Regions from separate parts of the Homo sapiens genome. Here region 1 is linked to region 2. Evidence: read pairs that join two places in POLR2A ChIA-PET (ENCODE). Cell type or tissue: K562. All regions are shown on one strand. Each heading gives the region's core, and the rest is flanking DNA. Links, peaks and the distances in the headings are about the cores only. Region 1 overlaps ATP2C2 (ATPase secretory pathway Ca2+ transporting 2). Region 2 holds the start of LOC124903734.

The links. Peaks named below come from ENCODE experiments on the same cell type or tissue, not always from the same donor. Only the 100,000 strongest peaks of a DNase experiment are listed, where the experiment ranks them.
Region 1: POLR2A ChIA-PET joins it to region 2 with 5 read pairs; 2 of 35 experiments call an interaction of 5 or more read pairs at or near these places.

The regions. Positions count from the first base shown.
Region 1 is chr16:84,373,114-84,378,343 of GRCh38, forward strand. All of the region lies in intron 1 of ATP2C2 (ATPase secretory pathway Ca2+ transporting 2), which reads left to right. Among named protein-coding and RNA genes, the nearest start is that of ATP2C2, 7.2 kb to the left of the region's middle. In K562, for the core only: no CTCF peak of the experiment used is centred there; no DNase peak of the experiment used is centred there; H3K27me3 peaks cover 2,450 bases.
Region 2 is chr16:84,274,036-84,290,615 of GRCh38, forward strand. It overlaps LOC124903734, which reads left to right and starts at 12,516. Exons shown (of 6, transcript XM_047435022.1): 1 at 12,516-12,634; 2 at 14,882-15,011. In K562, for the core only: no CTCF peak of the experiment used is centred there; a DNase peak (open chromatin) is centred at 7,266; H3K27me3 peaks cover 4,713 bases.

The DNA of each region.
Region 1 (5,230 bases), core at 1-5,000, 94 kb after region 2:
CCTCTCAAAAAAAAAAAAAAAAGTCAAATTTATAATAAAATTATAAAGTACAAATAGAACAGCCTTATTTTGATATATTGGTGATGTCTATTAAAACTCAATCAGGCTGGGCATGGTGGCTTACGCCTGTAATCCCAGCACTTTGGAAAGCCGAGGCAGGCGGATCACCTGAGGTTACGAGTTCGAGACCAGCCTGGCCAACATGGCAAAACCCCATCTCTACTAAAAATACAAAAATTAGCTGGGTGTGGTGGTGGGTGCCTGTAACCCCGGCTACTCAGAAGGCTGAGGCAGAAGAAACGCTTGAATGCAGGAGGTGGAAGTTGCAGTGAGCCAAGATTGCGCCACTACACTCCAGCCTGGGTGACAGAGCGAGACTCCATCTCAAAACAACAACAACAAAAAAAGAGACTGGAAACCAAAGCCTTTTTTGAATCTCATTTTGAAATGAGGTCTCATAACTTCTGCCATATTCTATTCGTTTGATGCAAGTCTAGGTCCAGTCTACACTCAAAGGGAAGGGGTTACACAGGCCATGGGTACTGGGAGGGAGTGATGGCTGGGGACTGCCTTAAAGGCTGCCCATTGGAATAGTAGAAAGAAATATTTCCTTCAATGACGTCATTCACGTTAAAAAAAATCCTAGAACCACATCTGACATGTCATCTGCTCACTACTTATCTAGTTTTGTTAGTGTTTTCATTCATCGTAAGTTCTGTTCTTTAAACTCTTTTGAACTTTTGATTTTGAAAATACTGATGCTAAGAATGTCTGCTAATGTGTGTATGTACAAAATGACATTTACATTTGTCAGGACTTTGTTTGCTAGTTTAGGATAATCAGACTCAAACTCAAGTCCAACTGCCAGCAAGCAGCCTACGAATGCCAATTTTAAGGCTGTCATCTGATAACCGTAGAACTGGCTCGTTCACTTGAAGATAATGTTAGTGTTGGGCGTTGTTGAAAGAATATTTCTTCATTTGGTATCTATTTGTATGTACTACTACACTTAGTGCTCATTGACGGTGCCAGCTGCTACGTACAAAGACTGGATTCATGTAAGGCACCTGCTTGTGACGTGACTACACTTCTCAATATTTAGGTATCTTAGGCTTTTCTCACCGAATCCACAATTGTGCGCTGTGTGATGACTCAATTCTTCTGCTAACCTTTCTCTCTGAGCCATTGAAGCTTTCAGTGTGTGTCAGCCTTCACTGGGATGCTACAGTGTGTGCTGTGATGGTTGTCATGGATGCAAATATGCACACTGGTGTTATGTCACAGTCCTGAGTTGTAAGTTGCCCCCCACCCCGAAAGGTCTGTGTTGATCAGACAGTCATTGAAACACATTCAAGGTTAATAAGTTCTCAGAAAACTTGAAGGCTCCTGAGAATACGTCTGAAGATGGCATCCCGGAAACCCTGCCCCCAATCCAAATGTCACAAGCTTTTTTTTAATAAGGGTAAAGAATCCCAGAGTCCCAACTAGAAGGAACTTCCAGTGTGTTAAATGGTTGCTGCTTGGTGGCCATCATATTAGGGGTGGGACTGGGAGCTGATGGGGGGTCCTTTGGTTTTCATTTGTGTGCACACAAATTGTTTGTAGATTTGGTATTTCTCCTAAAGCAGAGGCCATCTGGATGAGAACACAGGCAGCTGCTATATCTTCAAGGGTTGACATTCAGCTGCTATTTCTCTTTCGGGGACAAAGAAATACAGTTATGAAAGACCCGAGAGTTTGGGTTTTATTGCCACCCCACCTAATAATCTATCAAAAAGGAGAGAAAGGGAATTAGCAGAAAGCTTATTCAGGGACTTCAAAAATCATATAGAGTATTTAGATGAACCTGTCCAAGTCAGATGTTGAGAAGGATGGTATTCGGATGGTTGTTTGAGGGTTAATATAGACACCTGGTAAGAAGGACTTGTCTCATATCAGATACAATGAAAACAAATACTTTAAAACATGAAATGAGATATTCAAAATATTAAAAAATGGCCATGAGTAGAGGTTTGTTTACAGATATTCTGGGATATCTAGATAGCAGAATTCTCACAGACACTGAAACAGATGCTGTAGAAGCATATGTAATGACACAGTGGACGGCTATGATTCTAATGTTTTTAACATGAAAAACGTCAAACACGGCCCGGCGCAGTGGGTCACGCCTGTAATCCCAGCACTTTGGGAGTCCCAGGTGCGTGGATCACTTGAGGTCAGGAGTTCGAGACCAGCCTGACCAACGTGGTGAAACCTCGTCTCTACTAAAAATACAAAATTGGCCGGGTGTGGTGGCATGTGCCTGTAATCCCATCTACTTGGGAGGCTGAGGCAGAAGAATCACTTGAATCGGGGAGGCACATGTTGCAGTGAGCCAAGATCATGTCCCTGCACTTCAGCCTGGGTGACAGAGCAAGACTCTGTCTCAAAAAAAAAAAAAAAAGAAAGAAAGAAAAATGTCAAACATACAGAAAAACAGAAGGACTAGACAGCTGTCTGCTCACCCACGTGGATTCCACGATTCTTTTGCCATCTTTGCCCCTCATGATGTATCATTCAGTGGAAACAGGTGGTCGTAATTTCTTTTGGAAAAAAACATACTTTTACAATGTGCAGAGAATACAATCTGGAGAAAGATCATTTTGAGCAGTATTTTTATCTTGGGATGACAAATTTTCTTCTTTGTAATCTTGTGCATTTTCCAAATTTCCAGCCACAAATATGGTTTAATTTTGTAGACAGAAAAAAAGGAGATGTGAAAAATAAAGAGGAAGTCTGAACAAAAGAAGGGGAGAGAAAGGATTGTGGGTTTTTAGGTCTGTGTTGCCTTTCTGGGCTCGGTGGGGGTAGCTGGGTGGGTGTAGCTGGGTGGGAGTGGTACTGTAAACAGCATTATTAGGCAAGAATCCAGATCCCCAGGGGTGGCGGTGTATGAGCGGTGCCAGCCCAGAGCTTTGGGCGCCAGTGGGAGAAAGAGGTGGATGGGACAGGGGTCTGTACGTGACCATTTGGGGGCTCCTGCGACCCCTTGCGGCTTCCCAACACAGAGATAAGTAGTTTGGGTCAGCACATTTGAAACTTCCACAGGGGAGTTTGGAATGACCAAGGGCAGGGAGGAAAGGTCTCTGGTTCAAGGAAGGCAGGTGAGGCGATGAGGTTGCCATGAGGGCAGGACTGGCTACAGAATTCGTGGGGCAGACTGCCAATAGCAGGAAGACACTTGCTTCTGTCTTCTGTGATCTCTCCCTCGAGTGTCCTGGTGAGTTCCACTTGATATAGATTATTGGTCTCCACCACACAAGGGATTACTACTGGGTGAGTGTAGACCAAGTGTGTTCAACCTGCAGCCCAAGATAGCTTTGAATGCAGCCCAACACAAATTTGTCAACTTTCTTAACACATTATGAGATTTTTTTTGGCAATTTTTTTTTTTTTTTAGCTCATCAGCTATCATTGGTATTAGTGTATTTTATGTGTGGCCCAAGACAATTCTTCTTCCAATGTGGCCCAGGGAAGCCAAAAGATTGGACACCCCTTGTGTAGACCCTGCCAGGTATCCCCCATCGGGGAGGACAGTCATGGCCGCTGGGTGGAGGAGGGGAGATGCCAAGCCCCGGGCACACATCATCCCATGGGGCTAAATTTCCACATACACATTCAGATCCAATGATTACGCATTCCAAGATGGCAGCTGTGGAGCATGAAGCCTCAAGGCCAACACCTGTCCTGCACGGGGATCTCTGTGCAATTGCACTGGCCTCATGCCAGTGAGGCTGGCCCTGCTGAAGGGTTCTTGTCGGAGAGGAAACATCCAATCGATACCTCCCCTGTGGACTGTCAGTGATTCTTCTGAATTGTCATGGGGTTAATCTGGATCTGTGGACGCTTCAGAGGCTAATAATCCCAGTACCTCTGGTCTCTAAGGCATCTCACATGATGGTGATAAGAACATGGGAAATTTAGTAGTGGAAGTCGTGTGCTAAGACTGAGTGAGTAGTGGAAGCCGTGTGCTAAGTCTCAGCGAGTAGTGGAAGCCGTGTGCTAAGTCTTAGTAGTGGAAGCCGTGTGCTAAGTCTTAGTAGTGGAAGTTGTGTGCTAAGTCCTAGTAGTAGTGGAAGTCATGTGCTAAGTCTTAGCAAGTAGTGGAAATCATATGGTAAGCGGGAGCTGGTGGGAGCTTTCAATCCAATCACCTGTCTTCCCTCTCCCTGCCTGGAAGGTGGAGTGGGCCGGACAGGCATCTTTGTTGTCAATGAATATGAATCCCAAAGGTGTCCAGCCAGCTGCCCTTGCTGGAGACTCCACTTCCTCACAGCTCATTTATTGTCTCAGTTCTGGAGGCCAGAACTCCAAGAGCAAAGTGCCAGCAGGGTTGGTTCCTCCGGAGGCCTCTCTGCTTGGTTTGCACATGGCTGCCTTCCCTGTGTCTTCATACGGTTGTCCTCTGTGCATGGCTGTGTCCTAATCTCCTCCTTTTACTTGGACACCAGTCGTATTGGATTAAGGCCCCACCAATGACATCATTTAGCTGTAATGACCTCTTTAAAGGCCCCAGCTTTAAATATAGTCACTTTCTGAGGATATGGGGTGTGGGGTTTAGGGCTTTAGCCTGGGAATGGTGGGGGGGTTGGACAACTCAGTCCAACACCATGTTCTGTGTAGAAATTGACTTGAAAGGTATTTTTTTCTTTGAGGAGCTGTGGGCCACCAGGAGAAAATTTGTAATTGTGTCTTGAGGCTGCAGCCCCTCTGGAAATGTTTATCACCTCTGCCGTCTGCCCCAAGTCCTCAGGAGAAGCGGGCATGGTGCCCCACTAGCTGGGCCATATTCCTATGACCTTCCCTAAGACCTCCCTGTGGCCTATTGGAGAGAAGAGAGCTCAGCAGAGGATGTGTTGTTTGGCCCACCTTGAAACTCAAGTGCAAACAGAGACAGGGAAGAGAGGGGCCCAAGATCTGCGATTCCAGAGACCCAGAGGGAAGAGATGACAGGCAGGCACTGCACCTCACTTTCCTAAGCCAAACCAAGGACGCCAACTCCCAGGCTAACTAGAACTGCTTATTTCACCCCCATGCACTTCTCAGGACGCTCCCTGTCTTTGCCTCTCCAGCTGGACCGAATCTGGGGGCTCTGGGCGTAGGGGAAGGAGTGTTGGTCTGAGTGGCCACTCTTAACCAGGAGCCATTGGTGTAGGGCAGACAGGGCCCCTCCGTCGCCGGCCACATGGAT
Region 2 (16,580 bases), core at 4,786-9,785:
TGAACTCCTGACCTCAGGTGATCCACCCGCCTCGGCCTCCCAAAGTGCTGGGATTACAGGCATGAGCCGCCATGCCTGGCCATTGCCCTCCTTCTTATAAGGACCTTGGTCATGACATTGGGCCCACCTGGATCACGCGGGATCATCTTCTCGCCTCAAGATCTTTGACTTAATCACATCTGCAAAGTCCACACTTGCGCATCTGCCATGTAAGCTAACCACAGTAGCAAGATGGACCCAGCCTCTGGAAATAAGGATGGGGACATCTTTGGGGGTCATTCCTCTGCCCATCGCAGCCTGGGTACTATCCCATGAGACTGGATTCCTGCAGCAGCCCCTGACCCCTGCCAGCCCTCCTGGCTTCCACTGCTGAGCCCACCTTCCCATTCGTCACCCAGTTTTCAGAGTTGCCTTTCTGGAAAATAAATGTGATCAATTTCTGGCTTAAATTCCTTCGACGGCTTCCCCTTGGCCACAGAATCAAGTTCTAGCTCTTTAGCACGTGCCTGAGCACAGGGTTCAAGCCCTTGCTTGATTTTTTGCTACGTCTGTGACCCTGAAGAAGTGATTTAAACCCCTCAAGTCTCAGTTTCTCTAGTAGGCGCTCTGAGGCCAGAGGCCCCTTCAGGACTGAAGGCCTCAGCCCCTCAGCTACTGGGAGTGCTGCTGGCAGCCGCGGGCGCTCGGCCACCAGCCTGCTTCAGAAAATCCCTTGACTGGCATTGTGGATTGACATGTGTCCCCCAAGAAAAATATGCTGATTTCTGACCCCCAGAACCAAAGAATGTGACCCTGTTGGGACATAGATTTGTTGCAGATGTAATTTGTTAAATTAAGATGTGGTCGTACTGGAGCGGGGTGGTGTCCTCATAAGAAGCTAGTGTGTGAAGCCAGACACTTGGGGGAAATGCTGCGTGTAGGCGGATGTGGAGATCTGAGGGATGTGTCCACGAGCCCAGGAACACCAAGGGTGGCTGGCTGTCCCCAGAGCCAGAAGAAGGTCCTTCCTCAGAGCCCACAGAGGGAACCAACCCTGCAGATGCCTTGATTTCCTATGTCTGGACTCCAGAGTGATGAAAGAATACATTTCTGTTGTTTAAAGCCATTTGTTCTGTGATACCTGGTTATGACAGTCCCAGGAAGGAAACGTGGGAAGAGGCTCATAAATTTCATGCCACCCTCTCCAAAAGTGGCCTGTATCCCATGACTGGCCAGTGTGGGGAGGTAGGTGGCTGGGTGTAAGGCCCAGCCCCCTCGCCCAACCCCAGGGCACCCCAGAAGGCTCTTCCAGCTTCAGAACCCACCAGGAGGTTGGCTGAGGCTCTCCTTGAGACTATGTCCCAGCCAACTTCTTCCCTGGGCTCCTACTCCCTTTCCACGGATGTGGCCCCAAGAGCATAACCTGATAAACCTCCTGCCTGCAGATCTCGAACCCAATCTGGAAATACTCTTTCCAGGGAATAGACGAAAGCTGCCCCGTCTCCATTTCTTCATTTGCAAAAAGGAACTAATGAAGGAGGCTGCATTACAGAGCTGTCCGTCCACTGTGAGGGTCAACAGGACCATGTATAAGACACCACAAGATCAATTGCTCTGTGTTCCACAGCTGGTCTGTTAGCACAGGGCGTGGGGCAAAGCTCCGGTAATTCTTGGCTTACTGGTCTCCTTCCCCCTACAGCATGAACCCCTTAAGGTCAGCAACTATGTCTTCTTTTATTCATTCAATTCACTCATTCATTCCATTTCACCTCCTCCCATTCATTCATCCCATTCATTCACTATATCTCGTGATTCATGCAGTTCTGTGGTATTTATTCACTCTAGGCCATGCCTCTGATTTTATCATTCTATTCATTTATGACAGTCCGTTTCACTCCATTTTATCCACCTCATTCCTTTTCATTTCCTTCATTCTCTGTATTCTGCTTATTCAGGTATTTATTCCACTCTACTTTGTTATTGAATGAAAGCCACATATTCCATTCTATGTGCCCACGGTGTGCCAGGCACCGGGGCTTAGTTCTAGACTGTTGTGAGGTTGCATCCACTGGCTTTTAGGGCAGAAGGTAGCACCTGGTTTACCTGCTCAAGTGTGTGTGTATGTGTGTGTGTGTGCATGGGTGTGTTGGGCACATGCATGTTGCTTTCCCAGGACAGGGAGGGGCTGTGCAGGCCCATGCTCACTGTTTCTTGGTTTCTTCTGCTTTAGGGAAAGCTGTGTGTTGCTGAGGCCGCAACTTGGGTATGAACCTAGGTCAAGATACCTAGTACCCACAGGGGTCAGATTCTAGTCCTTGGCCTCTCTGAAGCTAAATAAATGTGATTAATTGAACTGACTCAAAACAAATGGTTTTGCAAAATCTTGGAAAACAGTTCCATTCCTTTTGGTAGGTCAAATACTTCTCCTGTAATCCCATTTCAATGCTAGAGAGTTACTTTATCATGTTATATATGTGAGCTGTCATTTATAGAAAAATGGGAGAGCAGACGCAAGTAAAAAAGGGAGGATTCCTGATGTCACCCCCTAGAAATAACCAAATGCTAATGTATTAATGTGTATTTCTTCACATTTTCCAATGGACGTATATACATTAAAATATGTGTTTTTTGCTGGTGGCTCATGCCTGTAATCCCAACACTTTGGGAGGCTGAGGCGGGGGGATCACCTGAGGTCAGAAGTTAGAGACCAGCCTGGCTAACATGGTGAAACCCCGTCTCTGCTAAAAATACAAAAAATTAGCCGGGCGTGGTGGTGTGCGCCTGTAATCCCAGCTACTCGGGAGGCTGAGGCAGGAGAATCCCTTGAACCCGGGAGGCGGAGGTTGCTGTGAGCCGAGATTGCGCCATTGCACTCCAGCTTGGGCAACAAGAGCGAAACTCCATCCCCCCCAAAACAAAACAAACAAACAAACAAAAACATGTTTTTTGCAAAAACTGAAATATATAATACATTATGTTGTATAATTCATTTTTATCACTTAGCAATACATTACGAGCATTTTTCCAAGTCAATAATTATGTACCATTTCAATAGGGGCATAGAATTCCATTGCCTAAATCTATATAATTCCATAACCAATTCCTTAAGATTGAACATTTGCCCCCCCCCACCCCCACCCCCATGTTTTATGATCATAAGCTACATCCCCGATGGGCATCTGTGAATGTCATCTTCTTCTGTAGTTGTCTTTATTGTTATTTCGCTTAGCCAGTTAGGTGGAGATGACAGATTAAACTCAAACCAGCTCTGTTCAAATCATGACAAATTTCATTTTATAAAGGGAGGAGATTAACCAGGCCAGTTAGCTTGGAACTAGGCAATGTTATATACTCTGTAGTTTAAATAACTCACTTCTTCCCTTAGTAGCATCTGGATGCTTCCAGCAGGGGGCGCTGTGAGCCAGAGCCTCGTCAGGCGCGGACGCTCTCAGATGCCTAATTCCGTGGTGGGTTGCAGTCCCCTACCTGGGGCCCTAGCTGTCTCACTGTCTGTTGGCAACTCCAGTTCTTTCTTTATTTCCTTATTATTATTATTTTTGAGACAGAGTCTGGCTCTGTCGCCCAGGCTAAAGTGCCATGGTGTAATCTCACCTCACTGCAGCCTCAACCTCCTGGGCTCAAGCAATCCTCCCACCTCAGCCTCCTGAGTAGCCGCAATTACAGGCATGTGCCACCATGCCCCGCTAATTTTTTAAATTTACAGTAGAGATGGGGTTTCCCTATGTTGCCAGGCTGGTCTTGAACTCCTGGGCTCAAGCGATCTGCCTGCCTTGGCCTCCCAAAGTGCTGGGATTATAGGCATGAACCACCGCGCCTGGCTTCTTTCTTTCTTTTCGCTTTCTCTCTCTCTCTTCTCTTTTTCTTTCTATTAATTCAATTATGCTCACTTACATCTACCCTGGACCAGTTCTCTCAGATTCTGCTAAATACACTTATCAAGGTAGCAAAAGCTAGAGTACTATTGTGGCAATTATCCTAATACCTTTTAAAAGTTTCACCATTTTAAAGTTTTTAGCATTTAAGATTTTCCTTTGAAACCTCCTTTCATTTAGGGAGTACAGTGTTAGCCAAACTAATGATATACAGGTGGCTGTCCTGTGGCCATGAGAGGTGTGGATATACCAAACAGAAACATGTCCACTGTTCGGGAAAGATGTTGGTTCTGGTAATGCCTCTTAGTATTGGGCTCTGTTAATTTTATAGATCTTAATTCTTTTCTGCTCCCCTGACTTAGAGACATGATTTGCTTAAAATGCAGGTAACAAACATCAGAGTCGATAGGAGCTTGCCTTGTGGGAAGGACTGATGTGATTTGTGGATGGAGATGATAGTGATGAATTTCCTAGTTTTCACTGGGCTGTTTTTCTTTTCACGGGTAGTCATTTTTGATTTGCGCAGCGCTCCTGTGCGGCAGGCGTGGTTATTATCCCATTTGATGGGGAGGGAACTGAGGCTCCGAGAACTCACACACTTGCCTCAAGGTTCATTTCTGGGAAGCAGCAGGGCTGTGGCTTGAACACAGGGCCGTGCACCTCAGGGTCTTTGCACCTGCCATGCCCCCTGCCTGGATATGCCTTTACTTCTCTCTGCAAGAGAATTCCTTTCCATCCTTCCAGTCTTGACTAGGACGTCAGCTGCTCTGGGAGGGCCTCTCTGGCCTCCACCCTACGCAAGCCGTTCTCATCGCTCGCCACTCTGTTTCATTTTCTTCATAGCACTCACCACTGTGCGGGATTATCTTGTTCATTCATTTCTTTCTTGTTTACCGTGTGACATCCCCACCCCCCAGCAGAATGCAAACTAGTGCATTCTAGTGCATCCCTAGTGCAAGGGAGCAGCGACCTTGTCTCTGACCTCTCTGAGTCTCAGTACCCAGCACATGGCAGATGCCCAGTAACTATTTACTTAATAAATGAATGGAAAATTTCCGCCATCACTTTTGAATCTATCAGCTTTTGATCCAGTTGGGATGGAAAGGAAGAAGAAAGGCAGAGAGGAAATAAAGATGGTAACCTTTTTGATGCGGGAGGGCATGTATTTTGCAGTGAATACACGTGCTGGTCCTGAGTCTGCTGTCGCTTCTTCCCTTCCCCCACTCCTGCTCTGCAGGACATCACAAGGGACTGCCTCTTGCAAGCAGCGTGTCCCTGGCTCTCCTTCTGTCACTAGGCTCAGCCAATAGGCAGCATTGTGGGGAGTCTGAAGGGGAGGAAGAGGGAAGCCAGGGCATTTCTCCCCATCTCTCTGGACAGGTCTCTCCTTGGACGGGGTTTCTACCAGTGGCCATGCACCCTCCGTGGCCCCAGCTTTACTGGGCAGGCTACTGTGATTCCAGCTTCCTCCTGCAGCCCTAGATCCTGGGTGGTAGAAATGCCCCCTCCTCTGTTTGTTGCTCGCCCTGCAGATGGGGCAGTGCTTCTTGCCATTCATCTCTGGGTTGCCTGGTCATCTCTTATGTGGTTTCTTGGCCCTTCTGTTCCTTGTATAGCCAATTCTCTGCATTAATCTCCTCTGTTTTCAATATCCAAGATTGTTTCCATTTTCCCACTGATTAATAAAAAACCTGTGCCTTTGTTATTAGAAAAATGAAAATATAGGCCAGATGCAGTGGCTCATACCCATAATCCCAGCACTTTGGGAGGCCAAGGGGGGCAGATCACCTGAGGTCAGGAGTTCAAGGCCAGCCTGGCCAACACAGTGAAACCCTGTCTCTCCTAAAAGTACAAAAATTAGCCAGGCATGGTGGTGGGAGCCTGTAGTCCCAGCTACTCAGAAGGCTGAGGCAGGAGAATCGCTTGAACGTGGGAGGCGGAGGTTGCAGTGGGCTGAGATTGTGCCACTGCACTCTAAGCTGGGTGACAGAGCAAGACTCCATCTCAAAAATAAATAGATAAAATAAAAAATAAGCGTTAGAGAAACCATGGGAGGCCTGTTCTTGAGGAAAGGGAAAGGCTGAGCAGGCGCGTGGGCCTGAGCGGGGGCTGTTGCCTTTCCCACAGGCCTGCTGTGTGTGAGCCCCACATGCCCGGCCAGGCAGCGGCTGGGAGCTTGAGTTCTGGATTTATGCGCCCATCACGCTGTGATTTATTATAGGACAGCTTGTTTTTGCAAGCGATAGATTTATTTGCACCAGGCGCTGCATAATAAGGATCAAGGACTCTTTCTTTCTCTCTTTTTAAACTCCTGCCATGCTAACGTGTTCCCCAAGGTCCCTGCCAGGATGGTCATCGGAGAGCTCAGTGTGCTCTACTGTCCCATGGATCACTCCAAGCTGTCACTGACCTCCAGGAAGGAAGAACGAAGGGTTCCATGCGGCGTCTCCATGCAGGTCGTGACAGTGGGGCCCGTGGTTGAATGGCATCCAGTTGAGTTCCTGATCTCTCTTGGGTGGGCTCCTGGCTCTGGATGGCTGCGGATCATCAGGCAGGTCAGTGTCCTGAGCTCTTAGGTAACAAGGGATATTCCCAGGAAAAGGTGGCTCAGCTCAAGCTGAGGCTTCCCTTCCCTGCCAGGGCAGCTCTGTCACTGTTCTCCGGAAAGCAGGTTGGCCAGGTGCATAAGTGGAACTGGGTTCACATCCCAGTCCCACCAGGTGGAATCGGGCAGTGTCTTCACCTCTCAGCCTTGGTTTCCTCTTCTGTTAAGTGGGGTCACAATAGTAATCGGCACCTCAAAGGGCTGGTAAGAGGACTAAGGAGAGACCTACACACAGGGTAGGGCACACAGTAGTTGCTCATGAAATATGAGTCACTCCACTCCCTTTTCCCTTCTGCTTTCACAGCTGCTCATCAGTCTGGCTGGATGAGAACGTGATGTGTATCAGTCAGGATGTAGTTGGTGGTCAGCAAAAGCTCAACTCAACTAGCTTAACCCTAAAGAAGATTAGTTTGTCCCATGTAACAAGAAGTCCAGAGGTAGGCTGGCTCCGAGATTGACTAAATTCAACAGCTCAGCGATATCACCAGGGACTCAGGATCGTCCCCCACCCCGCCCGTCCCCCCACTGCCAAACGCCATCATGTCAGTGTTGGCCTCACCCTCTGATTGGCCTTCCTCACAGTCACAGAGTGGCTGTTGCAGATCTGGGCATCGTATCCCTGCTGGGTAAAGTCCAGACGTGCACCTGAACCATCACTTTCCTGCATCTCTGAGGTATGAGGACCACTTTCCCAGAAGCCCCTAACCTGACTTCCCTCCCACCTCATTGGTCCAAATCAGATGACAGACTGATGCCTGAACCAATCACCAATAAAAGGGGGAAGGAATACCTGGTTGGCTCTTGGGCAATCAGCCACCATCACCACTAAGGAGGGGCTTGCTTTGAAACTCTGCTGTCACTGCCCTTCAATTTCTCCTCTCATCTCTGGATCCAGCAAGAGCCGTTCTGCCCCTCAAGACCCTCATGAGTTTAGAGTCCAGCAGGGATTAGAGCCAGGGGCAGGTGTCATGGAAATTCCTTCCACCATGGCCTCCACTTACTTGACTGGCCGGCTTCCTCTCTTCTGTGGGTTTAGAAGTCACCCGCTGGACACCGCTCCTTCCCGCCCAGTCTTAAGGGGGTTGTCCAATTCCCTAACGTGCCTAAAGTCACTTTCCCAGGCTTTCTTAGGCTTTTGTGTCCTTACAGCATCGGTCTTCATGATCTTTGCCTTCTGACTGATGGCCCCCTTCATGACGGAGGGAACCCGCTGACATTTTGCCCAGGTCCCCTCGCCTACCAGGACCCCTACCCGTCATCACCAGGGCCCGCCATGGGGCATCCCCAGAAACACAGGTGGAGCTGGTGTGTAGGAAGGTGGGAAGCAGTTACTTTCCTGGAAAGTTGGTGTACTCTGGGAAGAGCTTGTGAAATTGCAAGCTCACCTCCTGGGAGACGCATCAGCAGAGGGGGATGGCCTGACGTCCAGCTTTTCTAGACTTACAGTTGGTTATTTGTTAATGACATTCCTGGCAAGTGACAGCTTTGAATGGTTCTGCCTGGATCAGCTTTTATGAAGCCAACACCAACATCTTCCTGGATCGTCTGACTTTGACCTGCCGCAGAGGACCCTGAGCCCCCACCCAGCCCACCACAGCGGGGTGGGGGGATGAGCGATGGACTGACAAAGCAATGACATTGGGGGGCTGGAGCTCACTTTTCTTGCCCTGACCTGGGGTGTGGGGTGTGGGGCGTGGAGTCCTCAAATCGGTTTCTTCTAGCAGGTCCTTTTTTTTTTCTACCTTATTTTTTCATGGAAGTAAAACTCAAAAAGTTAATCAGTGTAGGTTGGGCGCCGTGGCTCCCACCTGTAATCCCAGCACTTTGGTAAGCCAAGGCGGGCGGATCACTTGAGGCCAGGAGTTTGAGACCAGCCTGGCCAACATGACAAAACCCCATCTCTACTAAAAATACAAAAAATAGCCGGGTGTGGTGCATGTGCCTGTAATCCCAGCTACTATACTCGGGAGGCTGAGGCAGGAGAATCGCTTGCAACCGGGAGGCAGAGGCTGCAGTAAGCCAAGATCACAGGTCTGCACTCCAGCCTTGGTGAGACAGAGCGAGACTCCATCTCCAAAAAAAAAAAAAAAAAAAAGTTCACAGTTGGAAAGTGTAAAATTCAATGGCATTTAGTACATTTGCAACGTTGTGCTGCTGCAGATGTGGGGGCCAGGCCAGCCAGGTCTGGGAAGTGTGACGTCAGGAAGTGGATGACCCTCAGGTTGCTGACTGTCTGAGGAAGGCCCTGCAGAGTCAGGGCAGAAGCACTGGGTTGGGAGGGCAGGAGCACCCATGGATGCCTTCGGTGAACATTCTCTGAGCTCCTACTGTGTGTGCGAGGTGCACAGTAGATGAGAAAGAAAACAAAAAAGACTCAGTCCCTGTACTTAGGGTGCCCACCATCCCGTGGGAGAGTCAGGCATTGACAGAAATGTCGCTTCCACCGGGCACGGTGGCTCACGCCTGTAATCCCAGCACTTTGGGAGGCCGAGGCGGGCGGATCACGAGGTCAGGAGATCGAGACCATCCTGGGTAACATGGTGAAACCCCATCTCTACTAAAAATACAAAAAAAAATTAGCCAGGCGCAGTGGCGGGTGCCTGTAGTCCCAGCTACTCGGGAGGCTGAGGCAGGAGAATGGCGTGAACCTGGGAGGCGGAGCTTGCAACGAGCCTAGATAGCGCCATTGCACTCCAGCCTGGGCGACAGAGCGAGACTCTGCCTCAAAAAAAAAAAGGAAAGAAATGTCACTTCCAACTTCAGGGTTGCATAGGTGCTGTCAAGCAGAGGGACAAGGGCTATGAAAGTCTTCTCTAGGGGAACTGAGCTGGCCTGGAGATCAGGGAACATTTCCAGGAGAAAGGGACCGACTGTCTTGCTAAGGGTTGAGATATGAGGAAGTTTTAACAATTTTTTCAGCAAAGAAAACAGGGAAGAATGCCCTGGGGAGCGAGAACAGCGTATGCAAAGGCTCTGGGGTGAAGAGTGCGTGGTGAACAGGCACATGGAGAGGGTCAGTGTGCTGGGCCGAGGAGGAGCGAGAGGGAGCGCCGAGCGGGTGAGGGCAGGTGGGGGAGAGGCCAGATTTGTTGGGCCTCCTGGCCCTGGCTGCTGAGTAGTATCATGGGGGAGCTTTGGAACTAACTGGTTAGGATGTAATTGAGTCGGGTTCTGATTTACTTGGTCTGGGGTGAACCCGGATGTGGGTGGTGTTGAACCGCACCTGGTGCAGGTGATGTCAGCATGCAGCCAGGCTGAGAAAGGCTGGGTCTTTCAAGTCCTTTGTCCTGAAAGGGCAGGGGCAAGGTTTTCAGCTTGGGAGGTGGGAGAGCGGGAGCGGGTCTCACAATCGTATTTGCTTTTGGAGGAAAAATGAAAACAAATGAGCCACAAGCCCTATTTTGGGGGTCGTCCAGGTCCTGAGCTTACAATCGAGAGAAGAGCAGCAGAGGCCCAGCCCCTGCAGCTGGAGTGGGGCTGCGTCTGCTGAGGGTCTGGGCTCGGTTTGGTGCGGGGAAGGGCGGCAAGGCCAGCCTAGCTTTTGGACTCACGCACTCCTGGTTTCCCGACTTCCTGCTGCTTGAAAGACGGCCTTTTTTTCCTGCAGCAATCCCACATGGCAGAATGAAGCATGGGAGGCCACGCTGACCAGAGCCCAGGGGTCAGTTTCTGGGTGGTCTGGCCCTGGATGGGTTGCCCTGTGGGGGCGGGAGAAGGAGAAGAGCAGGCTTTTTGGAGTGCGAGAAAGCGGCCGGGAGTCCCCTGACTGGGAGAACAGTCCACTGTGTGGGAAGGGGGAGAGGACCATAAGTGAAGGTCGGTAACAGGGCAGCAGGGATGAAGTGGGGTCAAGGTCTGACTCTCTAAGAGGGCAGCCCCAGGGAGCATCTGTTTCCATTCACAGCCGGGAACAGGGCTGGGCGGGGCCAGCCTAAAGGCCGATTGTGCAATGGGAGGGGCCTTTCCCATATCCCTGCTCCCTGCTCTTTGCGAAGGCTACAGTGAGGAGGGAACCACCGTGAACTAGGCACCTCCCAAGTGCTGAGGGCCTTTAGGCTGATCTATACTGTCTCATTTAATTGTCCTGACTTCCTGGCTCAGAGAGTGGGAAGGCTGGCCTCAGGTCACACAGCGCAGTGTTTGGGCCCAGGGCTGATTCCTCCCATAGACATAGCAGGCACAGTGTCCAGGGTCCGTGAGACTTGGAGGGGCCCAGGAAGGTGTTTTAATTTTTCTTAAAATAGGGGAAGAAAAAGAATATAATCCAGCTTGTATTATTCATCTTTTAAGTCAATGCACCTGTAAAAGATGATTGTGAATGTATTTTTTTCCGTAGAGAAAGGGGCCTGCAAAGGCAGAAGTGCTAGGACTGGTCACGTCATGTGGCTCTGTTTGGATGGTGCCACCCTGCCACTCAGGGCCCAAACCTAGGGTCTGCCTGCCTCATCCTTCCTATCCTCCCCATGGCCATTGGGCTCTAGCCCTTCTCTCGCCTTTGGCTGCATGATCCCTCCAGCTGGGTCAAATCCCTCACTCTGTGCCCGTGCTGCACCTGACCTTCCTGTAAACACATCGTATAAGGGTTTCAAGCACAGGTTCTGAACACCAGTGTCTGGGTTCGAATCCAGCTCTGCCACTGATCAGTTGTGCGCAGATGATGAATTCTTAATCTCTCCGACCCTAATCCCTTGTCTCTAAAGTGGGGATTGCAGGAGAACCTACTTATCAGAGTTTTGATGGATGAATGGTGACTGTTTTAAAACCACTCAATTGTTAATCTAAGACTCAGTTTCCTTATCTGTGAAATGGGGGTGATGATAGCGCTTACCTAGAAGAGTTGTAGTAGGTTAAATGAGTGAATATTCTTATTTTTGTTTTATTTATTTAGTTTTTGAGACAGAGTCTTGCTCTGTTGCCCAGGCTGGAGTGCAGTGGCGCAATCTTGGCTCACTGCAACCCCTGCCTCCTGGGTTTGAGTGATTGTCTTGCCTCAGCCTCCTGAGTAGCTGAGACTACAGGCACATGCCACCACGCCTGGCTAATTTTTGTATTTTTAGTAGATGGGGGGTTTCACCATGTTGGCCAGGCTGATCTCGAACTCCTGGCCACATGTGATCTGCTCCCCTCAGCCTCCTAAAGTGCTGGGATTACAGGCATGAGCCACCATGCCCGGCTACAGTGATTATTTTTAAAGCCCTCAAAACCATGTATGGCACCAAATGGTGCCATCTGAGTGATTATTAAAAATACTGATTAATATCTGGCCCTTCTGTGTGGCAGTAAGCCTTAGAGGGGCTGCGGCTGGGCCTGGTTTTACTCTCCTTGGTGTCCTCAGGCATGACACATAGTAGGTACTCACGTATTTGAATGAATGAATGAGTGTACTCTGCTCCTCCTCCTCATGCCAGTATGTTTCTCTCTGCTGGAAGTCGTTCACACTTTAGTATGAAGTACAAATGAATGCTACCTGTCCCCTTTGCCTGATCTGATCACTATGGAAGAAAGGTTCTATCTCCCTGGGAAAGGAATGTGAGGCCTCAGTGCCCAGGTCGGGGCGTTTTATCGGCGGTAGAGAAGAAGGATGTTTTCCTGGACTCTACACCTATGAGCGTGTCCTCTGCCTCCTTAGAGCAAGGCATTGAAGCACTTGTGCCCTTTATATTTTTAAAGATAACGACCAGGCACGGTGGCTCACACCTGTAATCCCAGCACTTTGAGAGGCCAAGGTGGGCGGATCACCTGAGGTCAGGAGTTCGAGACCAGCCTGACCAACATGGAGAAATCCCGTCTCTAGTAAAAATACAAAATTAGCCAGGCTTGGTGGTACATGCCTGTAATCCCTGTTACTTGGGAGGCTGAGGCAAGAGAATTGCTTGAACCCAGTAGGCGGAGGTTGTGGTGAGCCGAGAGATCATGCCATTGTACTCCAGCCTGGGCAACAGAGCGAGACTCTGTCTCAAAAAAATAAAAATAATAAAATAAAATAAATAACGAAATAAAGATAACATTTTTCCTCTTTTTTCTGAGGGACAGAAGCCTTTGGCGGGCAGCAGAGGTCAAACCCCAGAGCAGAGGAGATGAGAGGCCCGGCCAGTTCCGAGGCCTTCCCAGAGGAAACCTCGCCCACAGATCTGCAGGAAGTTGAACTAATGAGTTGGTGAGTCCCCAAGAGGACTGCCCGCTAAGTTGGGATCAAGTTCAGGCTGCCAGAGCTCAGATAAACTAGAAGGGCCTCTGCCACTTGGGACATACAGTTCTGAGCCTGGCAGGAAGCCGGGAAGGGGTGGTGGCCCTGAAATCATGATGGCACGCAAGCCCTGGGTAGCAACATCAGGCCCCAGCTGGGAGCATCCAGCCCGGCTGTCAGGCTGCGATCCTGACTTGTCACTGATCAAAGGAACGCAGCTGGTTTCCCAGGCGGATTTGTTCTGTGTTTATTTCTCCTCTTGGAACTTTTCTCCTCGCACACAAGACCTGCAGTGCTGCTGTGTTCTCCGAGTAGTTACCTTTCGTGTCTCAAAAACTTCAGAAGGTGGTTTTATAAGTTAATGATTGTGAGAAATTAACTGAGGGGTCACTGCTCGGCATCCTGGGTCCCTGTGGTCTGAATACTGCTGCGGAGTGGATGGCTCAATAGAAGAACATTTATTGAGTGTCTCATGTACCACGCCCTGTGTATATTGAGGAAAGCACTTTGGAGTTCAGTCACTAGCTGGGACTTTGGAAAGAGCCCCTAAATTCTGTGGCCTTCCATCTCTTTATAGAACAGGGATCATTCCTGATGGGGCCATGATGATGACATTGATTCTGTCCATCGGTCCAGGACTTACTGAGGGCTGATGCTGCCCAGTCCCTGTGCGAGGCGCTGGGTTGCAGGCAGTAAGAGACATGGATACTTGACCTTGCAGAGCCTATATCCCACTTGTGGGTATAGGACCTTCCTCTTTTTTTTTTTAATTTTTAATTTTTTTTTAACAGGGTCTGGCTTTGTCGCCCAGGCTGGAGTGCAGTGGGGCAATCTTGGCTCACTGCAACCTCTGCCTCCCAGGTTCAAGCAATTCTCCTGCCTCAGCCTCCCGAGTAACTGGGACTATGGGCTCCCACCACCATGCCCAGCTAATTTTTGTATTTTTCATAGAGATGGGGTTTCCCCATGTTGGCCAGGCCGGTCTTGAATTGCTGACTTCAAGTGATCTGCCCGCCTCAGCCTCCCAAAGTACGACCTTCCTCTTGATGCTGTAACAAATGACCATAAACTTAGCCACATGGATGGAGCTGGAGGCTATTATCTTAAGTGACCTAACAAAGGAACAGAAAACCAAAGACCACATGTTCTCACTTCTAAGTGGGAGCTAAACGTTGACTACAAGTGATCGTAAAGATGAGAATGATAGACACTGGGGACCACTAGATGGGGAAGGGAGGAAAGGGGGCGTGGGCTGAAGAACCAGCCATTGGGTGCTATGCTTAGGGCCTGGGTGACGGGATCATTGGGATCTGAAGCCTCAGCATCATGTAGTTTAGCAGTTGCGAACTCAACAAGTTCACAAGTCTATGATTTTACAGTTCTGTTGATTAGAAGTCCCACCTGAGTCCCACTGGGGAAAACTCTAGGGGTTTGCAGGACTGTGCTCCCTCTGAGGCTCTAGGGGAGAACTTCCTTTGACTTTTCCAGCCTCCAGGGGCTGCCTGCATTCCTTGGCTCATGGTCCCTTCCTCCATCTCCAAAGCCACAGCGTAGCGTGTCAAATCAACTTTCCCTTGACTTCCACCCCCACCCGACTTCCACCATTCATCTCCTCTGACTCTCACTCTCTACCTCCCTCTTACAAGGACCCTTGTGATTATGTTGGTCCCACCCAGATAATCCAGGATACTCTCCCCATCTCAAGATCTTTGCTTTAATCCCTTCTGCAAAGTCCCTTTTGTCAGGTAAGACCACATGCTCGCAGGTCCTGGGGATTAGGATGTGGACATCTTTTAAGGGCCCATGATTCTGTGTACCACAGGGAAAGAGACCATCAGTGGTAAACATAATAAGTACATTTCATAATTTATTAGAAGGTGATGAAACTATGGAAAAAGAAAGCAGGACAAAGGGGGTTGGGAATTTAGGGTGGTGTAAAAGAGGCAGATGGTGATTTTAAAAGCTCAGTTGGGGTAAGCCTCATTGAGAAAGCAAAATTGGAGCACAGACTGGAAGGAATTGAGGGATCAGCTAAGCAGGTATCTGGGGAGAGAGCAACTGGGGGGCTGTGCAAAGGCCCTGGGGTGGGAGCTGTCAAGGAAGAAGCTAGAGCAGAGTGAGCACAACGAAGAAGTGGAGATGGTGATCTCAAGAGCCCAGCACTGTGCCAGGCATATAGTAAATGCTCACTAAAAGAGGTTCCTGTCCATGTCCCAGAGAAAGCTTCGGAGATGGACAACGCTCAGCCCTGTCCTCAAAAATTTATGGTCAAGTGAGGACAGAGGAACATGTACAACCGTCTTCTACATACTACTCATTCAACACTCACGACAACCCTGTGAGACAGGTATGTTACTCCCATTTTACAGATGAGTCAACCAAAGAACAGAGAGGGCAGGTGACTTGCCCATGGTCGCACAGCTGGGAGGTCTCAGAGCAGGTGTCTGTGCCCGAGCAAGCTGGCTGCAGAGTCCGTGTTCTTCTTTTATTAAATTTCAACTTTTATTGTAGATTAAAGGGTATATGTGCAGATTTGTGACACGGGTAAATTACATGCTGCTGAGCCTTGGGGTCCCAGTGATCCCATCACCCATGTGATAAGCATAGCACCCAACGGGTGGTTCTTCAGCCCACGTCCACTTTCCCCCCTCTCCCATCTACTGGTCCCCAGTTTCTGTTGTTCCCATCTTTATGTTCACATGTATTCAATGTTTAGCTCCCGCTTATAAGTGAAAACATGTGGTGTTTGGTTTTCTGTTCCTGCATTGGGCCACGTAGGATAATGGCCTCCGGCTCCATCCATTGGAGCCCTGGCTGCAAAGGGCATGATTTTGCTGTTTTTTATGGCTGCACAGTATTCCATGGTGAACAAGTACCACGTTTTCTTTATCCAGTCCACTGTTGACGAGCACTTAGGTTGATTCCACGTCCTTGCCGTTGTGAACAGCAGTGTGTAGCAAACATTTGAGTGCATGTGTCTTTATGATAGAATGAATTACTGTTCTTTGGGTATATTCCCAGTCGTGGGATTGCTGGGTTGAATGGTAATTCTACTTTAAGTTTTTTGAGAAATCTCCAAACTGCATTCCACAGTGACTGAACTAGTTTGCCTTCTCACTGAGCGTGTAAGTGTTCCCTTTTCCCCACAGCCTCGCCAACATCCACTGTTTTATGACTTTTTGTTTTTTGAGACGGAGTTTTGCTCTTGTTGCCCAGGCTGGAGTGCAATGGTGTGGTTTCGGCTCACTGCAACCTCCGCCTCCCAGATTCAAGCGATTCTACTGCCTCCCAAGTAGCTGGGATTGCAGACACCTGCCATCACACTCAGCTAATTTTTGTATTTTTAGTAGAGACGGGGTTTCATCATTTTGGCCAGGCTAGTCTCGAACTCCTGATCCCATGTGATCTGCCCATCTTGTCCTCTCAAAGTGCTGGGATTACAGGTGTGAGCCACTGCGCCTGGCCTGTTTTATGACTTCTTAATAGCTGTTCTGACTGGTGTGAGATGGTATCTCAGTGTGGTTTTGATCTGCATTTCTCTGATGCAGAGTCTGTGTTCTTAATGTTACTTGACGTTGCCATGTTGACCTCACCCACAGCCATGACTTTGGCCTTGGCCTTGACTTCTATCATGACTAATATATATACATAGAAAAAAAGAAAGGCTACGTTGGTTATCTCTGGATACTGATACTAGATGTATGTATTTTAAAGATTTTGTTTATTCTTTCCTCTGTTTTCCCAGTTCTCTGCTAATAAACATGAATTATGCTATTAGGGGAAAAAAACCATAATATAATAACTTTTAAAAATTCTGAATTAGGCTGGGTGCGGTGGTTCACACCTGTAATCCCAGCACTTTGGGAGGCTGAGGCAGCTGGATCACCTGAGGTCAGGAGTTTGAGACCAGCCTGGC